2 separate regions of the Homo sapiens genome follow, and region 1 is linked to region 2. A link is a contact called in ENCODE Hi-C or POLR2A ChIA-PET data. All regions are on one chromosome and are shown on one strand. Each heading gives the region's core, a stretch centred on a gene start or an enhancer-like site at or near the end of the contact. The rest is flanking DNA. Distances are from core to core; before and after follow the strand shown. Region 1 holds the start of THUMPD3 (THUMP domain 3 tRNA guanosine methyltransferase). Region 2 holds the start of FGD5-AS1 (FGD5 antisense RNA 1).

The links. A loop is a pair of places that touch in the nucleus more often than their neighbours do. ChIA-PET counts read pairs that join two places held with the same protein, here RNA polymerase II (POLR2A). Pooled maps may share reads with other maps.
Region 1: a map of ascending aorta shows a loop between it and region 2 (13-fold over the local background). The contact joins the promoter of THUMPD3 here to the promoter of FGD5-AS1 in region 2. A Hi-C loop is called at or near these places in 1 of 168 maps with a recorded cell type or tissue (ascending aorta) and 3 of 50 pooled maps. POLR2A ChIA-PET finds 5 or more read pairs at or near these places in 1 of 52 experiments (activated T-cell).

What each region holds. Positions count from the first base shown.
Region 1 is chr3:9,359,762-9,366,718 of GRCh38, reverse strand. It overlaps THUMPD3 (THUMP domain 3 tRNA guanosine methyltransferase), which reads right to left and starts at 3,665. Exons shown (of 10, transcript NM_001114092.2): 1 at 3,592-3,665; 2 at 1,399-1,703. The coding sequence starts at 1,650. It also overlaps a transcript of SRGAP3 not described here. RefSeq lists enhancers at 3,216-3,275, 3,296-3,375, 3,446-3,505, 3,726-3,935.
Region 2 is chr3:14,944,598-14,951,836 of GRCh38, reverse strand. FGD5-AS1 (FGD5 antisense RNA 1) reads left to right here and starts at 3,396. Exons shown (of 2, transcript NR_046251.1): 1 at 3,396-3,824; 2 at 5,683-7,239. NR2C2 (nuclear receptor subfamily 2 group C member 2) reads right to left here and starts at 4,254. Exons shown (of 14, transcript NM_001291694.2): 1 at 3,931-4,254. RefSeq lists enhancers at 2,350-3,037, 3,392-3,591, 3,038-3,725, 4,414-5,103 and silencers at 3,192-3,251, 3,642-4,061, 4,082-4,151, 4,202-4,631.

The DNA of each region.
Region 1 (6,957 bases), core at 2,416-4,915, 5.6 Mb after region 2:
AGGGAAAAAGGGCAGATGGAAAGAGAGAAGCATGAAGTGTTTTGTGGGCAACACGTCTTTTGTGGGAGAAGAGAAAGGTGAAGCCACTCAGGTGGGCTGTATCATATTTCCTCGATGACTTTCTAGGGTACACTGTATGCTGCAATGGTTAAAAGCAGGGGATTTGAGCTCCAGTTCTGTGATTACTAGCTGAGTGGCCCTGGGGAAATTATTTATGTGTCCTAAGCCTAATGATTAATGAGGATAATAATAGTGCCTATCTTCACAAAGCTGCTGAGGGTATTGGCTAAAATATTGGATGGAAAACATTTGCTTACCAATTCATCCCACAGATATTTTCTGGGTACCTACTATATGCCAGACACTAAGAGCGTGGGATATATTGGTGGAAAAAAAAATAGACAACAATCCTTGCCCTCTCACTGCTTATGTGGTAATGAGATATATCAGCTTTATGATAGTGAGATTGCAGTTTTCTGACCTTCACTTTTTACCTTGAGTGAGTCCTAATTACTTCTGAGCAAGAATTTTTGATGCAAATTAAAAGGAAAATCTCTTTTATGTTTCATCACCAAAGGTTAAACATCTGCTATATGCTGAAGTAAATAAATACTGAGATACTTAGAGAATTTCTTAAGTTGAACAGTATTCTTTCTGGTGAATTCAATCCTCAAGAAATACTAGATCACCTCTAAAAATGTAGCAATCCTACTACAGGTTGAGCAGCCCACATCTAAAAATCTGAAACTTTTTGAGCCCCAACACAATGCTGAAAGGAAATGCTCAGTGCAGCATTTCGGATTTTCAGATTAGAAATGCTCAACTGGCAGGCCGAGCGCAGTGGCTCAGGCCTGTAATCCCAGCACTTTGGGAGGTCGAGGCGGGTGGATCACGGGGTTAGGAGTTCGAGACCAGCCTGGCCAGGATGGTGAAACCCCGTTTCTACTAAATATACAAAAATTAGCCAGATGCGGTGGCGGGCGCCTGTAGTCCCAGCTACTGGGGAGGCTGAGGCAGGAGAATTGCTTGAACCTGGGAGGCGGAGGTTGCAGTGAGCCAAGATCGCGCCATTGCACTCCAGCCTGATGACAGAGCAAGACTCTGTCTCAAAGAAAAAGAAAAAAAAAAGAAATGCTCAACTGGCAAGTATAATGCAAATATTCCAAAACTCCCCCCACCCCCCTCCAAAAATCTGAAACACTTTTGGTCCTAAGGGATACTGAAACTACAGTCAAAATTACAAATCAGTACTCAATAGAAAATGCAGTAACTTTAAAATCACCTGATTTGGGGCAGAGCAATGAAAATCAGAAAGGATTCCAGAAGGGTCTATAAAATGAAAAGTAACCATAAAATGATCAACTTAGAAAACTATTTTAAATATTGCTCCATTCAAACCTGTGCCAGACTTTCCACTGAAATGACAAAATATATCTTGCCACGGTCTCTGCTGATTTTGCATGATGACCCAAGTTTCTCTCTGACTTCATCTGCAGCTGTTTGCTCAAAGCCAGTAGGTACAGTGGCTCCAATAGTGACTAGAAGCTCAGATTCACTTCCGAGGTCACTTTCTGTCACTTGTACAGACTTCTGGTTCTCATGAAGGTTCACATCTAGGAGTTGGTTAGTGGCTTCTTCAATGTCACACATGTTGGCTGTGCTTCCAAGATCCCTAACACTGTCTCTTTAAAAGCAGTACTGTCCTTTAAAAGAAAAAGAAATAAAGCCCAAATATTATCATCTCATATTTCAGTTATAATTAAAAACATGGGCTCTGGAGGGCAGGAAGAACAAGGCAACACATCTGATAAACAGTCACCAAAGTAAAAAGGGTTGAATAAACATGGGCACAGAGTGCAGGCTGTAAAACATGATGTTATTATTAAAGAAGCAATACAGATACCATGGGAGAAAAAGAGACAAGAAGTATTTCCATAGCATGCAATGTTTGCTTTGGGGTAACCCATGTTGACAAAAGCCATTTCATAACTACGACAGAAACTGCAGATCACATTCAAATCCATTTCTGCATCTAGATGTTAAGAACATGGTTAGTTAAGAATATAGGGCTTGGCTGGGCGTGGTGGCTCACACCTGTAATCCCAGCACTTTGGGAGGCCGAGGCGGGCAGATTGCCTGAGGTCAGGAGTTCAAGACCAGCCTGGCCCACATGGTGAAACCCCGTCTCTACTAAAAATACAAACATTAGCCAGGTGTGGTGGTGGGAGCCTGTAATCCCAGCTACTTGGGAGGCTGAGGGAGGAGAATTGCTTGAATCCGGGAGGTGGAGATTGCAGTGAGCTGAGATCATGCCACTGCACTCCGGCTGGGGTAACAGAACAAGACTCTGTCTCAAAAAAATAAATAAATAAATAAAATAAATAATAATAATAATAATAATATGGGGCTTTTGGAGTTTCAGATAGATACAGGTTTGAATTCTTGCCTCCACCATCATAGGTTGAATGACTTATGGCAAATTAATTCTCCCAAACCTTCAAATGTAATTAAGTAATTAGTAATACCTCTTTCCTAGAGTCGTTAGGAGACAAGTGAGAGTAGTACCTGGTTAGGCCAATAATTAAAACTTATTAATAGGCTATCTATCTTCTTCCCTCCTGTGAAATAGCATTTCATGCATTTAAAAATGATTAACTGGGCTGGGCACACTGGCTCATGCCTGTAATCCCAGCACTTTAGGGAGCTGAGGTGAGTAGATTGCTTGAGGCCAAGAGTTCGAGACCAATCTGCGTAAGATGGCAAAATCTCATCTCTACCAAAAACACAAAAAATAGCTGGGCGTGGTGGTGGGCGCCTGGAGTCCAGCTACTTGGGAGGCTGAGGTGGGAGGACTGCACTCCAGCCTGGGTGACACAGTGAGGCCCTGTCTCAAAAAAAAAAAAAAAAAAAAAGAAAAAATTAAAAATAAAAATGGTTAACTGAATACTTACTATCTAATGATTACAAATGTTCAAACGCCTACTACTTGCCAGACTCTGGGATCCATAGATGGGCATCAGGAGAGAGATCTTGGAAGTAATCCGAAATAGTAAAACAAATTTCCTATGCATAAGCTTTTGTGTGTGCTTGGGGTGGGGGCCGGGGGAAGTATTAGAGAGGTGGAGGGGCCATAGCTTACACGAGATTTTCAAAAGGTCTGTGACTCAAAATAACTTAATTGAGTACAGAATACCTATAATGTCCTTGTGCTGTGCCAGCGATACACGACAGTGTTTAACACTACGTCAGTTCCCGCCGTTAAAAAGCTGACAGTCACTGTGAATACAATCTCCATCTTCTAAAAAATGCAGCTGAGGTCAGCTAAAGGACGCGTTCCGCACAAGGTCAGAGAGCCAATGAGAGGCGCAGAATGAAAGAGAACTCACGTCTCCCAACTCCCACCTACAGGGCCCGGGAATCCTAGGGAGCGGGTAAAGGCCTGGGAGAGGGAGCAAGATGGGCTCCGCCACGAGATCCGCCTGAAGTCCGGCTCGGCGCCGGCCTCAACTGCAAGAGGAAGGCCACCCCTCTCTCCCCAAGCTGAAACACCAGAAGAGCCACACTCGGCCGTTCCCAACCGCCGCCAGTTACCGGCCGCCAGCGAAGACCCTTTCAGCTCCCACACTCCATTGGCCTCTTGCGGTCAGGTCACGCCGCCGGAAGCCGCCCCCGGAAACGGAAGTCAGGCTACGAGTCACGGTGGCTCCGCGCTGGCGGCGGGTTCCCCCACAAGGTCTTGGGGAAAGGAGCATGCGCTGGAAGCTGTGTGCTGTTGGTTTTGAGGATCTTCAGTAAGCTGAAAGCGGAGAGTCAGGGGCCTTGTGTCCTACCATGGTATTTGCTAACGTTTAGAGAGTGCTTCCCCTTGCCGAGCACTGGGTAAGCGCTTCACATGCGTCATCTCATTTGGAACAAGTCTCTTTTGTTCTAGCACCTATGAAGTGGCAGAGACTGATTTCTGTTTTAAAGCTGGAGACACCGAGTCTCTCCAGCTTATTTAAATATCTTTCTCAAAATGTCATGCCACTAGTTCCTGATTTCTGTATTGCCATCACTATTTTAGCACTGTTTACTTCATATTTTTCTTTAGTTTAAAAAAAATAGAAATAGTGGGGCTCACTATGTTGCCTAAGCTGGTCTCGAACATCTGGGTTCAAGTGATTCTTCTGTCTAGCCCTCCTAAAGTGCTGGGATTACAGGCATGAGCCACTGTGCCCAATCAGATGAACTTTATTTCTCATAAAGGGTTGAACCTGGCCGGGCACAGTGGCTCATGCCTGTAATCCCAGCACTTTGGGAGGCTGAGGCGGGTGGATCACTTGAGGTCAGGAGTTTGAGGCCAGGCTGGCCAACATGGTGAAACTCCATCTCTACTAAAAATACAAAAGTTAGCTGGATGTGGTGGCCTGCACCTGTAGTCCTAGCTACTTGGGAAGATGAAGCAGAAGAGTTGCTTACCCAGGAGGCAGAGGTTGCAGAGAGCCAAGATTGTGCCACTGCACTCCAGTCTGGGAGCAAGACATCATCTCAAAAAAAAAAAAAAAAAAAAAAAAAAAGAGTTGAACCTGCATGGTAGCCATTTTGACAGACTGGGAAGCCTAGCTTCCAGTCAGAAGCCAAAAACAGGCACTTCCAGGGTTGGAAGAATAAGACAGGGATTTATGCTAAACACAGTGGCCAAATATACATGTTAAATAAACTGTAAGAGGGGTCACGAATATTTATGAAAGGAGCAATTTGTGCATGTGCAGTTGAGCTTCATGCCTCTCTGTGGATCCCATGTTTAAAAAATGGTGGCCTTAGCATGATCCAAGGGTAGAGTTTTCTACCGCTTGACTTCAAAAGGTGAAGCAGGGGATGTGAAAACCCTCACTGCACGTCCTCTGTCGACTGGCCAGAACCACTCCCTGGATGGTGGGTGATCTCTTATCAGGAAGGAATGCTAGTCGGTTGTTCTATTGAAACTGCAAATGGGAGGGTCAGCATCAGGCTGGTGGAGTGAGTCTTTCAAAAGGGCTGGTTTCTGTTTAACCCTTAGGAAAGAAAATCTAATGGCGATTATAGAGGGAGGGGTTATAAAGAGGTGTGTCCGACTTCCCATCCTGTCATGAGTAGGAACTCAGCTTCCAAGTTTTTTCTAGGGTCTCCTTGGCCAAGAGAGGGCCTGTTCAGTCAGTTGGGGGGCATAGAATTTTATTTTTATTTTTCAGTTGACAAAAGTTAACTTATTGTGAAAGGAACCCAACAACAAAAAGATAAACCGAATTTAAAACAAAACAAAACCAAAAAGAACACAATTTATAAATGTGCAAAGGGGCTGGGAGTGGTGGTTCATGCCTGTAGTCCCAGCGCTTTGGGAGGCTGAGGTGAGTGGCTCGCTTGAGCTCAGAGTTTGAGACTAGCTCTGGCAACATGGCAAAACTCTGTCGCTACAAAAAAATGACAAAAATTAGCTAGGCATGGTGACACTCACCTGTAGTCCCAGCTACTCGGGAGGCTGAGACAGGAGAATAGCTTGAGCTGGGGAGGTTGAGGCTGTAATGAGTTATGATCACATCACTGCACTTCAGCCCAGGTGACAGAGTGAGACCTTGTCTCAAAAATAAAATGAAAAATATGTAAAGGGCTTGAATAGATATTTCTCCAAAAGATGGACAAATGGCCAATAAGCACATGAAAAGATGCTGAACATCATTAGTCATTAGGGAATTGCAAATTAATCACAATGGGATACTCATCAAAATGACTAAAAGTAAAAAACAAAAAATCAACAGTTCCAAGTTCTAATGAGTATGTGGGGCAATGGAGCACTTATACATTGCTGATGAAAATACAAAATGATATATGCCCTGGTATGTTTTAGCTCTGTGACTCCACCTAAATTTCATCTTGAAGTATACTCCCATAATTCCCATATATTGTGGGAGGGACCCAGTGGGAGATGATTGAATCATGGGGGTGATTCCCTGCATACTGTTCTTGTGGTAGTGAATAAGTCTCACAAGATCTGATGGTTTGATAAGAGGTTTCCACTTCCGCTTCTCCCATTCTCTTTCTTGCTGCCGCCATGTAAGAAGTGCCTTTCACCTTCCACCATGATTGTGAGGCCTCCGTAGCCACATGGAACTGTAAATCCATTAAACCTCTTTCTTTTGCAAATTGCCCAGTCTTGGGTATGTCTCTATCAGCAGTGTGAAAATGGACTAATACACGTCCATTGGAAAACAATTTAGCCTTTCGTCAAAAAATTAAACATAGAACACATTACTCACCAATTCCACTACAGATGCTTTCTGACTTAGGATGGTTTGACTTACAATTTTTTGACTTTACAATGGGCTGATGGGTTATAATGCATTTTTAACTTACACTATTTTCTGCGTATGGTGGGTTTATTGGGATATAATCCCATTGTAAGTCAAGGAACATCTGTAATAGCTTTATACCCAAGAAGACTGAAAACAAGTGTTCAAACAAAAACTTGTACACAAACTGGGCATGCTGGCTCATGCCTGTAATTCTAGCAATTTGGGAGGCAGAGGCGGGAAGATTGCTTGAGCCCAAGAGTTTGAGACCAGCCTGGACAACATAGGGAGACCTGTCTCTACAAAAAATTTAGAAAGTAGCTGGGTGTGGTGGCACTCATCTGTGGTACCAGACACTGAAGAGGCTGACATGGGAGGATTGCTTGGGCCCAGGAGTTCGAGTCTGTAGTGAACTATGATTGCACCACTGTACTCCAGCCTGGGCAACAGAGAGCGTTCCCATCTCTAAACAACAAAAACAACAACTTGTACACAAATGTGCCTAGCGGCCTTATTGATTTAGTCAAAAAGTAGAAACAACCCAAATGTTCATCAGCTAATGAATAGACAAACAAGTGTGTTATATCTATAGAGTAGAATATTATTTGGTCATAAAAAGGAATGGAATACTGTGATATGATACATTGGTTTT
Region 2 (7,239 bases), core at 2,147-4,646:
GGCAGAGCTTGCAGTGAGCCGAGATCGCACCACTGCACTCCAGCCTGGGTGACAGAGCGAGACTCCCAAAAACAAAAAAAAACACACAAAAAAAACTTCCAGCCATCCTCATAAAGTGAGGAGGTTGTTACGCACAGGGATTTTCTATAAAAGAATGATCACGAAACAAAACTTAAAAGTCACTGTGAATACAACTACTGAAAGCAATAAATAACTTAACGATGTAAGACAACATATAGCTGTTTTACTAAACTAGCAGTTCTTTGGTTACCCTGAGTAATTAGCTTAAGGAATTGAACAAGTGATACCAAAAATCTTTGAGCAAGACAGAAAAAAAAACCCAAAAATAAACAGTTAAACTATTATTATTTTTAAAATACCATAACAATATCTTATTTTAAAAGTTTTACAATATAAAATAAGTTAATACAAATGTTTTATTTACCACACTTTCGAGTAGAAACTTGATGTATACTTAACAAAATTTGCTTTTAACCTTGGTAAAGCAATTAAAAGGTGATTTTCAATAATTTCATTAAATGAATCAATTTATCTTTAGAAAGATAAATATCCCGAATTAATGGCTACAGAGACTTTCAACTCCCAATTCCCTGTGAACCCACTGGAGGCTTGTTCCTTCTCTCCAATCCCCTGTGATGGTGAGACAAAAATCAGAATATTTGATTTCAAGAAAATCATGGTAGCTTAGTGCTTCGTTTCTTCAGCTAAAGTAAATAACATAAGTTATGTTTGGGCTATTTATTTCTTCACATATGAACTTATTAACTTTCATGCACTTAAACTTGTAATTCAATCATAAAAAAATGAGTGGGAAAAACTATTGAAATGGGTCATTTTATCCATATTTATGTCTCCAGAAAGTGGCATATCTGTCAGAAATCACTTGCTAAATTCAACCAAATACCGTAACAGGCTTATTATTGCTGGCAGTGCTATCTGAATTGCCAAAGAGGCTCACACAAAAGGTATCCATCAATGTACAGCAACTTAGTTATCAGTGACATCATAAATTATCAACAATTCATTCAACAAATAGTGCCAGGCACTCTTCTAAGTGCTGGATAAGTAATGGTAAACAAAATGTATTCCTGCTCTCACAGCTTACAGTGTGGTAAGGACAGACATTAATCAAATAATCACATAATAGAGTGTGTAATTATAAAGTGAGATAAAGATTATAAAGAAAAGAATAAAAAGAATCTGATTTAGACTGGCAATGGGAATTAGGACTTCCCTGAAGAAGTGATGCTTGAGCCAATATCTGAGGTAGGGTGGGGGTGGGGGGTAAGCTTACACTGTAAGCTACACTGGTCAAGGAAGTTGAAGGTAGGCCAGTGTGTCTAGAGCACAGGAAGCTAGGGGTACCACAGATAAGAAAATAATGAAAAGCCTTGGAAAGGTTTTTAAACATGGAACAGGAAGCCTCTGCCATTACGTGGGTTCTAGTGGCGCCTGAACAACATACTGCCTGTAAGAGAGTTCTGTAAATCATAAAGCACCCTATACTTTGGTTAGTACTATTTAGTTCCATTATTTTGTTTTCCAAACTTTTGTCCTGGATGCCATGTAACTAGCTGCAAGCACAGAGCCAAAACTAGAATCTCGGTGTTCGAATCTATTGTTTTTGCCCCTACACCACACTGCATAAAAATTTCATTATTTATATCACTTAATTAGTCCAATGTCTATACCAGTAGTTCATAATGACAACAATAACTCTATTTACACAGTATTTGCTACATGTCAGGCACTTTTCTAAGCTCTATTATTTACATTAACTCATCTAATCTTCAGTTCAGGAAGGAAGGCTCTATTATTGTCCAGATGAGGACAGTGAGGCTAGGAAAGGTAGCTTACACAAAATCACACTGCTAGTAAAAGTTGGGGAGTTGCTAACCACAACACTAAAACATTTTATGTCTGTGTATGTATGTGTATAAATATCTCTATCTCGAGAGAGAGAAAGAGAGAACTCACACACAGAGAATTATATTCAACTCCAGCCTGGGCGACAGAGTGAGACCTTGGTCTCAAAAAATAAATAAATAAATAAATAAATCATATTCACATGTTTGAGGACCAGTGTCTTACTTTTTTGTATTCCCAGCCTAGCACATAGTGCCTGGAGTATTCGTAGCACTCAGGAAATACTTGATGAACTGAAAATGTATATAAGAGGCTGACGAAGGATTTGAATCTGGAAGTAAAGTGAGTTTCTGAGGCCCTCCTCCCAAGTCATGTATTCATCAGTAATTCATATGAAGGCTGTATTTTCCTCGACTTTCTTATTACATTGAAGATTTGTTCCTCACTACCGTTGCTATATTTCACAGCCTTTGGCTTGGAAACAAAGTGGGATAATGGACAATTACTAGTTCCAACCAACTCTCCAGCCACAAGCAGCCAGTTCTCGATCACATCAAATGCTCTTCCTCCAGGGCCGTTACACGGGATGTCCTGTCTGGAATGCCATTCCTCCCTTGGGTTCCTCTGTTCAAACATCACTTACTCAGAGAGGCCACCCTGACCATTCCATCTAAATTAACGCCTCAGGTCTTCTTCAGCAGGTCATTTGGCTTCTTTTCTTTCACAGAACTTATGACTCTCTGGAATTATTTGTCTATTCACCCCCCAGCCCCCAACTCTAGTGAGGGCAGGGGTCTTGTACAGCTGGTTCTCCAGATGTGTCCCCAGTGCCTAAAAAACTAAGTCAACATGTATTCAGCGAACGAATGAGAAGAGAATCACTCCCGAATTGTGCTCTCTCAAACCCCAAATACCCTTAACGCTTGCCTCTCCTGGTGGCTGTAATCCCATTTTTAACAATAACACCATTTTCAAGTGACTCTGAAGCTCGCAAAGTAGCGTTGCCTCCATTTTCTGAGTAGAGCCCCACAAACAATGCTCAGAAGGGAGGTCCGGCCTGGCAAGAATGCGCATGCCCCCCATTTACAGTCGATAAAATTGAGCCTCATTAGGGGATTCGCCAAGGCCGCTGCGAAATAACGAGCAGGAGCCCTGAAAAGTGTCCTGGTTCCGAAAACCTCTTCCCACGAGAGCGCATCGTGGACTCGAAATGCTTCATCACCTTTATTACTATTGTTCCTCAGTACTCATTCGAGACGCGTTCCAGGCGGAGGGAAGCAGCCCACCTGCTGACCCAAGACCAGGCGCCGGCCTCTCCACCCGGCCGCGCCCCTCGCGCCCCGCCCCCGGCCCCGCCCCCGCCGACCCGGCCCCACTCTTCGCCCCGGCCTCTACTCCCGCCCCGCCAGGGCTCCCGCGCCCCATAAGGACCACCCTCTTCCGCCTCAGCCAATCAGCAAAGCTTAGGGGGGCGGTGCCACAGGCCCCGGCCCTCCTATCTGGGCGCCAATTAGCCAGCCCATCCGTCGCTCACGAGGTCGCGCCTCGCACCCGCCTTCCTCCTTTTCTTTTACCCTCCCCTTCAGAAAAAACGGCGGTTGGGCTGCGACGGCCGCCAAAGGCGGACTAGAAGCGGAGGGGTGAAAATCCCGGCAGAGAAGGAAGAAGGGACTGCAGGCGGGAGGAGGAGGAGGATAAGGAGGAAGGGAGCCCGCCCAGCCGGAGCCATCTCCGTCGAGAACAAAATGGCGGCGCTGGCGGAGGGCCAACTATAAGGCGGGGCCGCGGCCATTCCCCCTCCACCCCCACCCTTGCGCCGGCCGGGCCGGTCAGGGGGAACCCGCTCGCTTCGCCCGGCCGCGGGCGGGGAGGGGAGGGGAGCGGCCCGGCCCACTATGCAAAGCGCCGGGCGCCGCCGCCGCCACCCCGTGGCAAAGGTAAAAGGGTCGGGTTCAGCCGCCGCCGCGGCGCCTCCATGTCCGCGCGCCAGGCCCGCCCCCTCCGCCGCCGGCCCGAGCCCGCCCGACCCTCTTTCAATTTTACCTCAGGATTTGGCGCCAAAGCGGCCTCGAAGCGGGTCCCGTGTCTGCGGCGGGCGGCCCCCGGCGCGGAGGGCAGGGCGCGGGGAGCCCGGGCTCCCGGTGTCGGCGGATGGCGGGAGCCCGGGGGCCGCGGGCTCGCGGGGCAGCGGGCGAGAGACGAGACGCCGAGGTGGGAGCGGGGTGGCGGGGACGGGCCCGGGGGCGCCGCCGGGGTCGCGGAGAAGGGGGGGTTTGTTATTGTTTTTGTCAGTGAAAGGTCAGAGTTCGTGACCCCGGTGCCGCCGCCGCCGCCGCCCGCGCGCTGGTAGGAGGAGGGCGAATGTTCTTCTTCCTCTTCCCAGCGCCAGCCTCGCCGCCGCGGCGGGGGGCGGGCGAGAACGCGATTGGCTGAGGCGCGCGCGCGCACCGGAACGCCGCAGCCGGCGCTCGGTCCATCCGGCCCGTGGGCTGTGGGGCCCCGGGCGGCGGCGGCTACGTAGCTGCCGCCGGCCTTGGCCGCGGCCGGGCGGGCGGATATGTGGCTTAAATGGCGCAGGCGTCGGGGCCTAGAGGCTGAAGGGCTGGTCGTCCTAAAAACTCGTGGACGTCGCGCACGGTTACCCGGACGCAGGCCCGCCCCTCTGGGGAACCGCGAGCTCCTCGCAGCTGGGTGGGGACCGTCCTCGCAGTGGCGGCCTCCACCCTGCCTTCTCGCTTAGCCAAGGCTTCTGGAAGGCTCGCAAAGTGTCTGTTGTTGGAAGAAGCCGGGCCCTGACTGGCGCGACGGATTCTCCCAGCCGCTCAGCAGAGCGTCTGTAGGTCGGAAGTGGGGGTTGTATTGGGTGGGTATTGAGCTCTTCGGCCCTTCCTCGGTACTGATAGTTTTTAATTTAGGTTTTAAAGGTCTAAAGATGCGCCCGTTCTGGCCATCTCAGGTGAAATGTTGAAACGCCCCAGAACCTATAATTTTTGGTTTCTTAGTAAACATACGATCCAGATCTTGTGTAATTCCATGCCCCTCCTCCTCGAAATTTGGAAGTAGTACATGGTAATAGGGATGTGTAAAGCAGCTTTTAGCAGCATTGCTTAAATTTATTTGAAGAAATTGGCCTGTCTTGCTCTTAAACTCTTGGGCTGTAGGTTTTCCTTACATATTTCTCTGTTTTATGTCGTGGTTTTGACTTGCCTGGGAAGGTGCAGGCGCTTATTTATCCTAAATGCCCTGAAGTGTTTAGGCTACAGGCTGTAGATCTTATACTGATTTTTTTTCTTCAGTTTTCTTGCTTATTAAGAATAAATATTGACTCCAGAATGGATGGGTTAACTTTTTTTCCCACACAGTATCCATTTGGGTTTTTATCAGGATGACTCCAACATTTAGTATTTTTTTTTCCATAATCTTATAATATTTCTATTTGGTAAAAAATGTTTTAAACACAGCTATTTCCCCTTCCTCCTTTTTCTGACGTTGCAAAATTGGGAAAAGAGCTAGGTTCGTTTTGTCATGGTAAAGCACAGCTCTTGAAATTGGAAGAGGCCTTAAGGGAATGTGGTCAAATTTTTTTCTTGCAGAAAGATTTTCCGATTTTAGGGGTGAAGTGGGTGAGAACTAGAAAGGTCAAGTGATGTACCTGAGAGGCAAAAGCAATTGCGTTTTTGCATTTTTGAAATTTGCTGTTTGATATTGGAATACATTCTTAAATAAATGTGGATCATTTTAATGCACATTTCTCACTTTATTTTTTTGCTAATGACTTATTGCTGTTTATTTTAGAATATGCTTTTTGTCTAATGATGTTAGATAAAAAGCAAATTTGGAGCAGTTTTCTTATTCGAGTTCAAAATGGTTCATAAAGCAGCGAAGACAACTCAAAACATCAGTAACACATTTGGCCCAGGAACTGCTAACAAACATACAGTGCAGTGGTGGCTTAAGAAGTTTTGCAAGGAAGAGAGCCTTGAAGATGAGGAACGTGATATGGGCCATGGGAAGTTGACAACGACCAATTGAGAGCAATCATTGAACTACATGAAAAATTACAGAAGAACTCAGCGTTGACTATTCTACGGTCATTAGGGTCGTTCAGCATTCGAAGCAAATTGGAAAGGTGAAAAAGCTTGATAAGTGGGTGCCTCATGAGCTGAGCGGAAATCAAAACTATCGTTTTGAAGTGTAGTCTTCTTTTATGCTACGCAACAACAAACCATTTCTCAATCGGATTGTGACATGTAATGAAAAGTGAATTTTATACAACAACCAGCTCAGTGGTTGGACCAAGAGGCAGCTCCAAAGCAGTTCCCAAAGCCAAACTTGCACCAAAAAAAAGGTCATGGTCACTGTTCGGTGGTCTGCTGCCCATCTGATCCACTACAGTTTTCTGAATCCTGGTGAAACCATTACATCTGAGAAGTATGCTCAGCAAATTGGTAAGATGCACCGAAAACTGCAATACCTGCTGCCTGCATTGGTCAACAGAAAGGGCCCAATTCTTCTCCACGACAACACCTGACTGCGTGTCGCACAACCAGTGCTTCAAAAGTTGAAGGAATTGGGCTACAAAGTTTTGCCTCATCCACCATATTCACCTGACCTTTCGCCAACTGACTACCACTTCTGCTAGCATCTTGACAACTTTTTGCAGGGAAAACACTTCAGCATGGTGCAGAAAATGCTTTCCAAGAGTTCGTCAAATCCTGAAGCACGGATTTTTATGCTACAGGAATAAACAAACATTTCTCATTGGCAAAAATGTGTTGATTGTAATGGTTCCTGTTTTGATTAATAGAATATGTTTTAGCGTAGTTACAATGATTTAAAATTCGCAGTCTGGAAATTTAATTTTTGCATCAACCTAATATTTCTATGGTAAATCCTTGCAAACATGGAAACAATGCATTTGGCCCAGTGCTTTGTGGTTGTGTACTCTTTTTCTTTGTTTTTTTAATAGATGGCATTGGCCGGGCATGGTGGCTCATGCCTGTAATCCCAGCATTTTGGGAAGGTGAGGTGGGTGGATCACCTGAGGTCAGGAGTTCAAGACCAGCCTGACTAACATGGTAAAACCCCATCTCTACTAAAAATACAAAAAAATTAGCTAGGCGGGGTGGCGGGCATCTAATTCCAGCTACTTCATGAGGCTGCGACAGGAGAATCATTTGAACTCGGGAGGCAGAGGTTGCAGTGAGCCGAGATCACACCATTGCACTCCAGCCTGGGCGATGAGCGAAACTGTCTCAAAAAAAAAAAAAGTTGGGGTCTCGCTGTGTTGACCAGGCTGGTCTCGAACTCCTGGCCTCAAGTGATCCTCCCATCTTGGCCTCCCAAAGTGTT